2 separate regions of the Homo sapiens genome follow, and region 1 is linked to region 2. Evidence: chromatin contacts called from ENCODE Hi-C data. All regions are on one chromosome and are shown on one strand. Each heading gives the region's core, a stretch centred on a gene start or an enhancer-like site at or near the end of the contact. The rest is flanking DNA. Distances are from core to core; before and after follow the strand shown.

The links. A loop is a pair of places that touch in the nucleus more often than their neighbours do. Pooled maps may share reads with other maps.
Region 1: a loop to region 2 is called in a pooled map, with 2.3 times the contacts of the local background. The contact joins the enhancer-like site here to the promoter of ATF2 in region 2. A Hi-C loop is called at or near these places in 2 of 50 pooled maps.

What each region holds. Positions count from the first base shown.
Region 1 is chr2:177,276,068-177,283,688 of GRCh38, forward strand. It overlaps LOC100130691 (Putative uncharacterized protein FLJ44553), which reads right to left. Exons shown (of 9, transcript NR_026966.1): 9 at 7,441-7,621. Among named protein-coding and RNA genes, the nearest start is that of NFE2L2, 15 kb to the left of the region's middle. RefSeq lists an enhancer at 5,409-5,828. Within about 2 kb of position 6,372, at least 8 of the 41 ENCODE cell types and tissues checked have a DNase peak (open chromatin) inside an H3K27ac peak, as active enhancers do.
Region 2 is chr2:175,162,552-175,170,193 of GRCh38, forward strand. It overlaps ATF2 (activating transcription factor 2), which reads right to left and starts at 5,652. Exons shown (of 14, transcript NM_001880.4): 1 at 5,499-5,652. MIR933 (microRNA 933) reads right to left here and starts at 5,158; the gene lies at 5,082-5,158. RefSeq lists a silencer at 5,601-5,670.

The DNA.
Region 1 (7,621 bases), core at 5,122-7,621, 2.1 Mb after region 2:
CAGTTTTAAGGGTAGAGGAACATTACTTCTTACCTTACATATTTCTGTATTGTTTGATTTTTTAATAAGCACTTTTTATGTATTTCATATTTAATCCTCATGATTTGAATATTTAAAAAATATAAAAAGTAAAAAGTTAACCTCCCCACTCTATCTTCCATTCACTAAATCTCCTCACTTTTCCCCAGAAACATATGTATAAGCAAATATATACTCTCTATATACAAATACTATTGTATTACATATACTATAATATATACTATCTATATATACTCATTTGTATATATAAGCAAATATATACATCCTAAATACTATCATATTATATATACTATAATATATATTCTGTATAAATATACTCATATGTGTATATATATATAAGCAAATATATACTCTATTTTTCTCATTTTTCACACAAAAGGTAGCAAACAGTGCATATGGTTCTCCATCTTGTGTCTTTCATTAAAAATGTCTTGGAGGTTTGTACTGTTTATCAATATACTATGTGGTACATCTTCACTCTCTATGTATTTCTTTCTTCCTTTTTTTTTTTTTTTTTTTTTTTTGAGACAGAGTCTCACTCTGTCGCCCCGGCTGGAGTGCAGTGCTGCGATCTCTGCTCACTGCAACCTCCGCCTCCTGGGTTCAAGCGATTCTCCTGCCTCAGCCTCCTGAGTAGCTGGGATTACGGTGACCACCACCACGCCCAGCTAATTTTTTGTACTTTTAGTAGAGACGGGATTTCATCATGTTGGCCAGGCTGGTCTCCATCTTCTGACCTCGTGATTCACCCACCTCGGCCTCCCAAAGTGCTGGGATTACAGGTATGAGCCACCTCGCCCGGCCCCCTCTATGTGTTTCTTTCTAAAGCTGCATAATATTCAATTACATGGATGCATCATGATTTATTTAACTAGTTTCATATTGATGAATACTGGATTGTTTCTAATCTTGCTATTACAAGTCATGCTGCAATAAGTTACCTTGACCTTGACCTGGGTCATTTTTTAATGAATTTTTTTTTTTTTTTTTGGAGACACAGTTTCACTCTGTCACCCAGGCTGGAGTGCAGTGGTGCGATCTCGACTCACCACAACCTCCACCTCCCAGGTCAAGCGATTCTCGTGCCTCAGCCGTCTGAGTAGCTGGGACTACAGGCATGTGCCACCACACCTGGCTAATTTTTGTATTATTAGTAGAAATGGGGTTTTCCCATGTTGGCCGGGCTGGTCCCAAACTCCTGATCTCAGGTCATCCGCCCGCATCGGCCTCCCAAAATGCTGGGATTACAGGTGTGAGACACCGTGCCTGGCCATTTTTTAAATGATTTTTAAATTTTTATTTTAATTGACAAATGATAATTGTATATATTTATGGGGTACAATGTGATGTTATGAGATATATACATGCACACACGAGATGATTAAATAAATCTAACTATTAATAATAGGTCATTTTATGTGTTAAGTATATTCACAGGATAGAGTCATTGAAAAGTGCCTCTTGGGTCAAGGATAAGCACTTATAAGACTGACAGATCTTGCCAAATTACCTTTCATAGAGTCTTACCAATGTATAATACCATAAGTTAGATTGTCAAAACTTTTAGATTTTTGAAAATGTGACAAACATATTCATATTACTGCCCATGTTTCTATTGGGTTGTTGATTTTTAAAATCTTATTTATTTCTAGTGGTGCTTTGTATATAAGGGATATTAGTACTTTGTGACATGAGTTGAAAATACTTTTCCCAGTTTGTCATTTGTCTTTTAACTTTGATTATGGTGATTTTGTTTCTTTGCCACACAGACATTTTTTATTTTAACATAATTGAATTTATCATTTTTTTTAATGGCTTATATATTTTAAGTCACATTTACAAGGACCTTCCAAGGTTATAAAGACATTTTCTCATAGTTTTCCTCTAGTAATTTTAATTTGGTTTTTCACATTTAAATATATGATGTCTTTGTAATTTCGTGTATAGTGTATAGATCCAGTTTTATTCCAGATGGCTGCCTAGTTACAGCCTGCCTAGAACTAGGCTAACTTGTTACAACTAGTTCAATACAATATATTGAATAGTCAGTCTCTCTTTTCCCTAGTGATTTGCAATGTCACCTTTATTGTATACAAATTCCTGCGTGTATCTGGGTTTATATCAGAACATTTTCATCTGTTCTATTGATCTGTATGTCCATTTATGGATCAGTCTCACATTGTTTTAACTACTGAGGCTTTATAATGTGTTTTAATACTTGATAGGGCTAACCATTCCACATTCTCCCTCACACATATACATTTGAGAAATCTCTTGCCAAATTTGAAAGGGAAAAAAATGGTATTTTTTACTGGAATTGTGTTAAAATGTTAAATTAACTTAGGGAGATATGACATTTTAACAATTTTTATTTTTCCTACCCAGGTATGTTCTTTCTATTTATCCAAAGCTTGTTTGGGTTCCTTGGTTTTATTTTAAAGTTCTCTGCATATAGGGCATACACATTTCTTGTTAAATTTGTTCCCAAGTATTTTATTTTTTCTATTGCTACTTTAAATAAGGTCCTTCATCCTTATATCCTCCAGTAGGTTATTATTTGCACATATAAGATTGATTGGTTTCTGTATATTAATTTTCCACCTTTATACTTTACTGAATTGTCTTATTGTTCATAATAATTTTTCAGTTGAGTCTCTTGGGTTTAAAATCGGAGTCACATCATCTACAAATAATGAAAATATTTTTCTTACTTTCCTATTTTTATACTTGAAGTTTTATAATGCCAAGTCATGATTGCTAGTACCTTCAGTAAAATTTTACATAGTAATTATGATAGTGAGCACCCCGTCTATTCCTAACTTTATTGGGGCTACCTCTAGACTTTCCCCATCAAGCATAATGCTGGCTAGATGTGTTGTATCATGTTAAAGAAGTATGCATCTGTTTCTATTTTATTGAGTGCTTTTTACCAAGTTGTTGAAATCATGAGCATTTTAATAAACACCAACAAGAATAAAGCTACTCTTCTGATCTTTCTGTCTTCCCACCATCTGATCTCTTATTGTTGTTTCCCACTGGCTGGCCCTAATCAGAATCCAGAAAGGAAGGGAGTCCATAAGGGGTCAGCTTCCCAGAGCATAGAGCAGGACAGAGAAGGGTAGAGAGTAGATCTGGAAGTATAGACAGGGTATAGCTGTCGGCTATATATGGAAGCCAATAGCAGACAACAAAACAGCCTCTGTCTTTATTAGTTGAAAACAAAACATTATGGGTGGCAAAAGCAATTTTCCTGAAGCTGGTAGCATTATCTTTGTTCATTAAAAAAAAGTGAAAGAAAAGTGTGGGGTCTTAGTCTTAGGTATTTTATTTTATTTTTATTTATTTATTTATATATTTATTATTTATTTATTTTTGAGACAGAGTCTCACTCTGTCTCCCAGGCTAGAGTACAGTGGTGCAATCTTGGCTCACTGCAACCTCTACCTCCCGGATTCAGTCAATTTTCATGCCTCAGCCTCCCAAGTAGCTAGGACTACATACAGATGAGCACCACCACGTCCGGCTACTTTTTTTATTTTTTGGTAGAGATAGTGTTTCACCATCTTGGCCAGGCTGGTCTCGAACTCCTGGCCTTGAGTGATTCTGCCCACCTCGGCCTCCCAAAGTGCTGGGATTACAGGCGTGAGCCACCATGCACAGCCAGTGTTAGGTATTTATATATGGAAAGCTAGTTGTACTAACCTTTTCTAGATCTAATATATTGCATTTCCTGGTCTTAAACTCACATTCAGGATTGAGCTTTTTGAATGTAATTTCCCCTACATCTACTACCTTATTTTTAAAATCTTGCACTCCTTCCTTAGGCCTAAAAATAGTGTGCTAGTGTGGTAGATATTAGGTCAATTGTCAGCACCAGAACTAGACACTTTATGTTCTTGGAAGGATCTAGCAGAACACACCCACTTTACTGGCACCTTGGCCAGTCTCTGGGCATGTTCCATTCAGGCCTGCCTTGGATGCCCCCAGACATCAGCAGGGCTGGCTTTGGGGGCAGCAGTTTCACCTGACTATATTGTGCGATGCCCTCCCTGAAGGGCTGGTTGCCTTCTGCCAGAATTTGGAAACTTCTGAACTCCACAGCAATCCTGCCCGTCTACTGCACAGGCTGCATATTTAGGAGGCATCACAGGTCACAGATAGAACTGCCAGGTAAAATACAGGACGCCCCGTTAAATTTGAATTTCAGATAAGAAATAATTTTGGGTATATGTATATCCCAAATGTTGCATGGAACATATTTATACCAAAAAATTATTTGTTGTTTATGTGAAATTCAAATCCAACTGGGCATCCTGTATTTTTCTTTGTTAAAAAGAAAAAAGAGCTTATCACAGAGCTCTTCCCAAAATAATCCTCCACTATGCTTCCTGCCACTACCTGCCCTCCCAGCTCCACAGTTCCTCCATAAGAACTACATTTATTAAAGTGTTAAGATAGCCTCGGCAGGATATTAACTATAAAGGTCAAAGTTAAGATTCACTTCTGAGGGCTGCACCTCTAACTTTAACCCGCATCATCAGGGATTCATTTACCAGATCAGTAAACTTGTTATTTGGGCACTAAGGACATTTTAGTGATGGTTGAGAGCAAGGGTGGACCATGAAAAGTTTAGATTCTCGTAGATGTGTGTAGAGGTAGGGCTGGAAGTGGAGGTGGGTTTGGGGGTATGTTAAAGCAATGTATGCAGGAAAGAGAATATTAAAGAGAACTTACACTGACAATTTTGCCTGGCTGGGATTCTTGTGTTATTCCTTCCTTGCCTCCTGATTTCCTTCCTTTTTTTTTTTTTTTTTTTTTTTTTTGAGATGGAGTCTCTCACTGTGTCACCCAGGCTGGGGTGTGGTGGCATGATCTCAGCTCACTGCAACCTCCGACTCCCTGGTTCAAGCTATTCTCCTGCCTCAGCCTCCCGAGTAGCTGGGATTACAGGCATGTGCCACCACGCCCAGCTAATTTTTGTATTTTTAGTAGAGACAGGGTTTCACCATGTTGGCCAGGATGGTCTTGATCTCCTGACCTCATGATCTGCCCGCCTCAGCCTCCCAAAGTGCTGGGATTACAGGCGTGAGCCACCATGCCCGGCATCCTTCCCTTCTTTAGTTTACACACATAGGCCCCAGGTACAGGGCATGAGCTAGAGCTGGATCCCAGCTGAATGGAAAGCAGGAGGCGCTATATTGGAAACAACTGCCAAGCAACCAAGGACTGGGGACAAAATAGCCTGGGAGGAGAAGTAAAACCAGGAAAAAGTTTAAAATTAGGTGCCTGACATTTAAGGGAAAAAGTCCAAAGTTAATCAAGGATGACCGCTTATTGCAAGATTCAAAACCTCTAAATGACAAAACTTCTAAAAAAGGAAATGATGATAGCACGGGGAACCCTGCTGATCCATCTCCCTGCCCAAATACTTCTCCATTCCCAACATCTGTGCAGCCATGTGCAGCAGAGACAAACAGCAGCAGCACTCCACCCCCAAGCTTTGAGAACCGCAGAGCTGTGGCTGACACAGTGGTCCTATCTCTGTGAAGTACACAAACCATACCACAGCCTTATTTTCTGAGACCATCTCTATGTAACCAGCTTCCCTAAATGCTGTGGCCCAAGAGGCTAACACTTTGGTCAGTCATGGGGCAATATGGCTGCTCCCACATGGCATCCAAGTCCATGCTTAGAGACTGAAGGGGAGCCAGCCTTGGTAAACCAGGTCTGTGGTCATTTCCCCACCTGGCATTTTTGAGCTGTACCAAGCAGCCTAGGGGTTCTTACTGCAAGGGCACGCTCAAACCTGACTTGTCCAGACAAGCAGAAGAGTTTTGGGCTCCCAATCGAGCACGGTGGTCAGTCTGTTCCAGTTTGTCTGGGACTTTCCAGGTTTGAACACTGAAAGTTCTACAGCCAGGAAATCCCTCAGTCCCAGGCAAACTGGGATGGTTGGTCACCCTGAAGTCAAGACACCTAGGCTTTGGCACCTAAACATCAGTTTCCTCATCTGTAAAATGCTGGGACTGGCCAGTACAGCTTCTGATGTTACTGCCACATCTAATAGTCCATGATTCACTCTCATGCTCCTGACCTTACCCATCTGCAGCCCAACTCCCAAACAAACTTCACTTGATCCAAGATCGAGTTCATGTAACCTGATAAGCTAATCATTAGTGTGTTAACAGGAGAGGATTATAGGGTTCACAGTTGAATTTTAACAATGGCTCGGGTGGAAGGCATGTGGGTAGCTGAGTCGTTCTAATGGTGGGAAGTTCAGCTGGGGAGATGGAGTGTATGGCTCTGTGCCATCTGAGAGAAAGATATTTTTAGGCAGGCAGGTTTTGAGGCAGCCAGCCTGAGAGAGCTGGTTTGATGGGCTGCTTTTAGCTGCACAGCAGGAACAGGCCACAGGCAGGGCAGTCTTGTCTGACTTGAGCCAACTTTCACACTATGACCTGAATAAAATCAGCAGTTGAAGCCACAGACTGGAGAAGAAAGGATGTAGTCTGCTGATAGCAATATATATGTATATAATGCATTTGCTTTGAGCCTGGGTCTGTCATCTATAATACAGATATGTAGCTATGATCCTGGGTAGTTGAGAGTTCAGACTCTGGGATCACCACCTACCAACTCTGTGATATTGGGCAAGTTGTAGACTGAATAATATGCATTTGCTGATATTTAACCTTTTTGATCTACACACACAGGAATTCCACGTGGTTTAGCCTAATAGCTTACTCTCTTTTTCCTTGGTTTCCTCATGTGTGAAACGCAGATAGCCACCAAACTTTTCAGGACACTGTGAGGACCAAATGAGAGGGACACATAAGGTGGTCAGAACAGTCCTAGCCCCACAGTCCATGTCAGTGATGTCAGCCACCACCATCCTACTGGTGAAGAGGCAGGCATACAGGGCCATTAGACTCCATCAGCTGAACCTAGGGTAGCCCAGACTCTTCCTGTCTTCCTGAGACATGGAACATGGATGAACCAAAGTGAATTGGTCACCTTAGCTGAACTGTAGAACTTCATTCTAATCCCAGGGTGAGGAAAGGGGAGTAGGTTCATACCACAGGTTTTTCAGGTCATTCCAAGACTGAATGTTTGTTTTTCCTCCCAATACAATCAGGTCCTAAGTATAAAAAAGAGCTTTTTATCATGAGGTTTTGCTCTAACACCATGGAGCCCTTTCTTTAGCCTTACATCTGTCTGTAGCGCCCACACATGGCCGTCTTCTTCAACTTAACTATATACACACACATACGCATACATTGTGAAGCACATAAGGAACACATGAGACAGCCTCATCATTATCAGATTACAAAAAAGTTACACTGAATTTCTTCTCTCAATAATTAACAGGGAGCAATTCAAAAAGAGGAAACAAAACATATGCTGTGGCATTATCATTATAATTAAATCACATTTATTAACTGAAGCAAATTCACTTGAGCTTTTTATAGGATTCTAGGAAATAGATTCCTTACATATAATGAGGACGTGCATCTTTAGGTCTTTTCATATTTTTCTTCCCTGTAACAGTCCTATGTTTGGTCTTTTCTCGTCAGGTTCATTC
Region 2 (7,642 bases), core at 4,402-6,901:
TTCAATGTCAAAATAGGCATAAACTGAAAACTATTATTTTCCTGTCAGGCATTTAGAACAAATTTAATACTTATTTTTCAACTATCAAGTAACAATCAAATATCATAAAGGTTATACAACATGGAAAAATACAATGCTATAAAAGTAAAATAAAACTTATTTGATATAATTCTGTAAAAACTGCAATATATATGCACAAACTAGAAGAAAACAAAAATAATGAACACAATTATTTGTTAGTATGGCAAAACAAGTTGATATATAAAAAAATTGTTCCGACACGTTTAATAAATAAAAGCAGGCTGGGTGCAGTGGCTCATGCCTGTAATCCCAGCACTTTGGGAGGCCGAGGTGGGCGGATCACAAGGTCAGAAGATCGAGACCATCCTAGCTAACACGGTGAAACCCCGTCTCTACTAAAAATATTAAAAAATTTGCCGGGCGTGGTGGTGGGTGCCTGTAGTCCCAGCTACTTGGGAGGCTGAGGCAGGAGAATGGCATGAACCTGGGAGGCGGAGCTTGCAGTGAGCCAAGATCGTGCCACTGCACTCCAGCCTGGGCAACAGAGCGAGACTCTGTCTCAAAAAATAAATAAATAAATAAATAAATAAATAAATAAATAAATAAATAAATGCAAGCAAACATACTAGCCCGAACAGTAAAATTAGAAAAACCAAAGCTATAACATTGGAGCAAAGCTAAAAAAATTAGAATGACAAAGGTTTCGGTTCTGCTAGCAAACTAAAGAATATTTAGGGAATATATTTATAAACTTATGGTCAATATTATAGATAAAAATACTATATATTACAAAAATAACCAAAGTCCATATGGTATTTTGCCAATTACAATTATTTCTCCCTGTCTTTCCCTACCAGTCTTGTTGAGAATCTCTGTGGTAATAAGCCACTACTACTGTTGGAAGTATTTTGTATTCCTTGGGTAGAAAGGCAAAAAAGTGGCTGAGAACCACTATCTTTGTTAAGATACAGAATGCAAATATGGGTGAATAGGCAAAGCCCCCAAAACATTGTTTACATCTCTTCTTTACTGTCAATGTCAAAATGCCAAGGAAAAAAAATCAATAAACATACTTAAAAAATGAAAAATGATGCTGGGTGGTGGCTCATGCCTGTAATTCCAACACTTTGGGAGGCCGAGGCAGGTTCGAGACCAGCCTGGCCAACATGGTGAAACCCCGTTTCTATTAAAAATACAAAAATTAGCCAGGTGTGGTGGCGGGCACCTGTAATCCCAGCTACTCAGGAGGCTGAGGCAGGAGAATCACTTGAACCTGGGAGGCAGAGGTTACAATGAGCTGAGAGCGGCACTGCACTCCAGCCTGGGTGACATAGCAACTCCGTCTCAAAAAAAAAAAAAAGAAAAGTGAAAATGAATACACTAGTTTCAAGGTTGCCAACAAGAATAAATTGAAAAGATATATATAATGAATACATATTTATTTATAATTATATAATATGTAACATTAAATACACCTGTAACACAATGTGTAAAAATAGGCCCGGGTGCAGTGGCTCATGCCTGTAATGCCTTAAAAGTGAAAATGAATACACCAGTTTCAAGGTTGTCAAAAAGTCTCAACAAATTGAAAAGACACATATAATGAATACATATTTATTTATATTTATATAATATGTAACATTAAATATATTTATATTATAAAATAATGTGTAAAAATAGGCCTAGTGTAGTGGCTCACGCCTGTAATCCCAACACTTTGAGAGGCCAAGGCGAGTGGATCACTCGAGGCCAGGAAGTCGAGATCAGCCTGGCCAACATGGTGAAACCCCATCTCTACTAAAAATACAAAAATCAGCAGGGAATGGTGGTGCACCCCTGTAATCCTAGTTATTCGGGAGGCTCAGACAGGAGAACCGCTTGAATCCGGGAGGTGGAGATTGCAGTGAGCCAAGACTGCACCACTGCACTCCAGCGTGGAAGCCAGAGGGAGACTCTGTCTCAAAAATAAAATAAGATAAAATACAATTACTGATGGCCTTAAAGATCCACAAATTTCCTTGATTTTCTATGAAACTATCTTATACCTTACTATATAACCTTTTAACCTTGAGAAACATAACAAAGGAAATAAAATGTTCTCTGGGGTTTTCCTTCAAATAGAAATAGGTGAATACTATCCTACTACTTCAACATTAAAACTTACATAAAGAGAACATGCAGCATTTTAGACAAGTTCTTAGCCTTGAGGAACAGGTGTGAGTATGAGATAAACACAGAAATACTAAATTAAACTCCAGATTATAACAATACTAAGTGAATTTTTTGGTTTTTGTTTTGTTTTGAGATGCAGTCTCATTCTGTTGCCCAGGCTAGAGTGCAGTGGCACGATCGGCTCTCACTGCAGCCTCCTGCTCCTAGGTGCTAGCGATTCTCCTGCCTCAGCCTCCCCAGTAGCTGGGATTGCAGGCGCCTACCAACGTGGTTTCACCATGTTGGCCAGGCTGGTCTTGAACTCCTGACCTCAGCTGATCCGCCTGCCTCAGCCTCCCAAAGTGCTGGGATTACAGGCGTGAGCTACCACACCTGGCTAAGGTGGGATTTTTTTTAGGGTACATTTTAATTATACAAAATAACCCAACAGGTGCTATATGCATTGACTTTTATAAAAATCAGTTGAATATTAATTATTGCTATTCACTGAATTTTTAACGAGAGGTTCTGATGAAAATCTGGTTTTCATAAGGGAGACTTCAACTACTTTATATTCTCCAATGACATTTTAGTAAGAATAAAAAAGAGAAAGAAATGCCTACTTATAGGTATATTTCATATTGGAAGGAAGAGCCTTTAGACAAAATTAGTAGAAAAAGCACACATTGGTGAGATTGTTTACCTGATCTAACACGATCTAACAATTTACCAGACAAGAACGTATGTATCATTAAAACCGAAGTTTTCCAAAATACAAAAATTTGGGTAGAAAAAATGTACATTATTTTTTGAAGAGTTAATGCTACTTACAGATAGATGTTTGATGTATGGCATATTTTTCTACCATAGTCATAGAGCTTTCAGATCCTGAATACCAATAAAGACCACCCCAACCCCACTATTTGTTAAAATGCTGACAACCATTTCTACTATTTATTTATTTGAGACGGAGTCTCGCTGTGTCGCCCAGGTTGGAGTGCAGTGGCGCCATCTCGGCTCACTGCAACCTCCGCCTCCCAGGTTCAACAGATTCTCCGCCTCAGCCTCTCGAGTAGGTGGGACTACAGGAGCCAACACACCCAGCTAATTTTTGGTATTTTTAGTAGAGACGGGGTTTCACCGTGTTAGCTAGGATGGTCTCGATCTCCTCACCTCATGATCCGCCCCACTCGGCCTCACGAAGTGCTGGCATTACAGGCATGAGCCACCGCGCACGCCCAGCCTCTACTATTATCTTAGCTTAAAAACAAAAAACGCCAAAGAAAAAAGTGCAGGAATTCCTGGGTTACATATTTAACTAATAAAAATACAGTGCCCCAAATACGAAATAAACATTCGGATAAGATATTTTAAAAAGGATTTTCAGGAAATGCACCCGGAGCTATAGAAGGTATTATGTACACTACACATACAAAAAAAAGTCCCTGAAAGCTCCTTCCTGACAATTAAAATACATAACAACTAAGTTCTAAATTTCCACGATATTACATTTTAAATCAGTTCTTAAAACTTAATGGCAGTAGCATTCTCTCAAAGCAAGATTAAACGTCTTAGGAAGGCAACATACACATCATGGTAAATTTGGAAGATTCTCAGAAACTCTTTTACACATCACGGTAAATTTGGAAGATTCCTAGAAATTATTTTACAAAGACGAGGATTCTTAACTATTACGCAACTACTGATGGCCTTAAAGATCCATGAACTTTCTTAATCTGCAGAGGGGAATCTGTATATTTAAAACGTATTTTACAAGGATGTTCCTAACATTTTTGAAACAAAGTTTTTACGGTGGATTCCTCAAGTAAGGAAAAAAAAATTAATACATGATAAAACTGCTTCTGTGTTTGTACTTTAAGACACTTAAACCTGTAGGTTTGACTTTTTAACAAGCTTTTATAAATAAAGCTTTACCTTCATAATTTTGATTCAAGAGACCAAAGCTATATGGCTATTTAAAGATCAGAACGGCTGTTACTCACAATGATAACGCCAGTGGTCATGTTTCTTCAAATAGGACAAAAAGTGTGCTCAAAGAAAGTCAGTTTTTGTTCTGATTTTAAATGTATATCTTAAATGCATGCATTGTGACCGTCTCCATAATTTAAAACCTCTAAGAAATTTAAACTTTCACATTATAATTTAGGGATTAGTCAATCCCTTAGTACCAGTTAAATAATAGCCAGGAAAGCATTAGAAAACCTGAAGGTACATGTAAAGAAATGCTTTACATCACTATTTAAAATAGGTGTTGAATTTTAAGAGAAACATTTCTTTCACTAAAATTTCTGATGCCTAAGGTCCATCAGGAGTAATCTCTTTTACTCCATGATATTCACAGTAGTTTTGCTCTTGGCCTCACCAGTTTTAAGACTCTCCATTAAAGAAAGCCAATTTTATACTACCTAGGGGCACAAAAATAGTTCCCAGCTCCTCCTCTCTTTTTCCTCCTAGGTTCGGTTAAACGAGCGAACATAGAAAACACGTACACACACTCCCTTTCGGCCCTGGTCCCTAGGGCATTGATGAAAAGCAAATTATTTCTTTACATACGCTCTGCTGTCCACCCAGAGATTTAAAAAAAAAAAAATAAGGGAAAATACCAGAATCAGTCTGCACCCACACCTAAGCCCCGCCCCACCGGGAAAAAGCTGGGGGTAGCGGGATTGTGAGGGTGGCGGAAAGGACGGAAAAGGCCGAGACTTCCAGCTCCTAGGTTCTCCACACCATTCTTTCCTTCAAGCTGCACCGCAGCCAGGGACCCTGATTCTATTTTCAGCCGCGCCTCCCGATCCTCCTCCCCGCCACCATCACCAATACACGGTCCTCAATCGCTTGAATACTGGGTGGGGAGACCAGAGTGGGCCCTCTCCCCGCCCAACCCAAGGACTGTGGGTGGGAGAGGTCTCCCTGCGCACACGGCTGACTCGACGCGCGCCCCGAGGACCTCTGAACTGACCCAAGTAGGGTGAAGATAATTCGGAGGGAGGGGTCTAAGAGGGAGCCGTTATTCCTTTTTCCTCTGCCTTAGGAAAGCGCGCGAGAGGGAGGGGCCGGAACAACGAACGCTGGTTACCTAACGGTCCGGCCCAGCCAGTCAGGTTCCCAAAGCCCACACCGCGCGGGCCGCCGAGGTGGCAGCACAGCCACAATCGCCCCAAGGGCTAAGGAGCACGTCAGGAGCACCCGAGGTGATGGGAAACGGGGGGTGGGGACTGTGCTGAGCGACGTCGCCATGTTAGCGCCTTCTTTCTCCGTATCCCTACAGTCTCCAGCCCTGCTGACCTCTGCCCATCGTTACTCACCTTTCCAGGTCACTAGTTCATGATCCTTTCGGTCACCCGCGAGCCCTGAGCACAGCCGTGTTTACAAAGCACCCCTGGAGGAAAAGGCTGAACGGCACTTTAAAGGCCACGGGCTCCCACAGGCTTCCGTCCTCTCTCGCGAGATCGGACTGACAACCCCCGCCCGCTCGCCCCGCTCCCGGCATCCCCACCTTCCTTCTGGCGCCCCTCCCCTTCACCCACACGCCCCTTCTTGCCTTCCTTCTGAGGGAGCGCCTCCGAGTCAGGTGATTCCGTCAGGCTTAAGGAGAAGAAGGCGGGTCTTCGGCAGGGCGGGTAGAGGGGACGGGCATCAAAGAGCACTCGGGCGCTCATGATTGGACAAGGAGCCCGAAGGGCGGGAAGCAGTTCTGGAGGGGGCGGGACCAGAGGGCCCAAGGAGCGTTACTTCTGTAAACCCGGAGCTGTGGAAGACTGTGATTGGCTGTCGGCTGGAGGAGGGCGCGGGTGCAGGCGGCGGTGAAGGGCTAGGCAGGGCTTTGGCGGTGTGAGGGGAGGAAAGGTGGTGAGCTCCGGAAAGGCTGCTAGAGGGAAAGCAGGATGGGTCCTCCGAGCCCAGCCCCAGGAGCCGGGTGTCTCCGTTTCCGTCACTTCCCAGCACTAGGTAGGGAGGTGGGTAAAAGTAGGCTGCGTTCCTCAGCCCACCCCTTGGCTCCCCGGGAGCCTGAGGCGGGGAGCTTCGGGTTAGGTGAGGTTTGGGGGAGGCGGAGTTTGCTGGTAATTGCCCATCCCTCCCCTCCAAAAAACCCCACACAACTTAAAGATTTTAATATTAACTGTAAGGATGTTGGTTATTCAATAAATAGGCACAAGTTGAAAAGTATGATCAGAGGCCTCTGTGAGAATTTACATTATTCAATAAAAGATTTTCAGTGTCTTATTTTTTCCATTTATTAAATACTGATTTCTAGTCTGGAACAAAATTATGAACTAGTTTATATATTAACATAAAATACACTCTCAAAATTGTTGAAAGGTTTTGGGGGATAGTATGAGAGTTAATGAGCCTGAAGTTCAAGAATGATATCTGGCATAAAAGTGAAATTGTAATGGCATTGACATTTTAACAGGTAGGTCTCTGGACCGCATACATGTGTATAAGCCAACTCAGTCCTCTTTTAAAACTAATTTTAGTTAAGAAACATTAAGCCAAATTATTAACACTTTCCTACTTAAAATGAAAGTACCGTCCCCATATAGTAACAGTAATGTAGTAGTGCCATTGTAGTGTAACACTAATTATGTCAGCAAAACCTCACAGTTCAGATTACTCATGATGGAAATGGTGGACAAAATGTTTGATTGACATCACAATTGTTAGGTCTAGAACGCATTGATTAAATAGATGCTTCTCTCTCCATCTCCCAAAACAACTAATGTGAGAAAAAGAACTGCAAATGTTACGACATTTCAAAAGAAGTTTGGGTCAATTAGAATAGATTTTTTTAAAAAAATTGTTTTTCCATTTGAAATTTTTTCCAGTGTTGATTCAATTGGGCAGTAGCTTTGGTTTTAAATTTCTCATTGCTACTTCTCCAGTCTGTTGTCAAGCAGTTAGTTATCTACATGATGCATTCGAGAAACACATTATTTTAAAGAAAGTCTTTCAGTTCTTTTTAGACAAGAGAAGAACTGTTTAGTGATATGAACAGTACTCTGATCTGTTTTGATAATTCAGTTTTAGCTAATTTTCTAAAGAGAGGGTATACCTAAAGTGAGAAAAAAAAATAAGATAGGCGCAGGAAACAGGTGGAAACTATGCCGATCTGTTATATATGCATTTTGGCAGCCCGGCATTTAACAAAGGGTCTCACTTTATCCACATATTTCTAGTTCCACAGCAGTTTGTTTACTATAGTTTTTCTACAAGTGGGGAAAACATTCAGCATTGTCAAAATGAATGTAGTTACCATATTCAGGTCTGATTCCATGAACTTGTCTCACTACTTATTCATATCCTCATAAAATGCCACCCTTTTCCATCTTTGTTCTCACTTTTGCATTCCTCAATATCCCCAAGAGTCCTAAAATTCTTTACAGTCTTCTCTTTACAAACGCAGGAAACTTCTTGTAGACCTCTTCTTTGCCTGTCTTGTTCCATGATG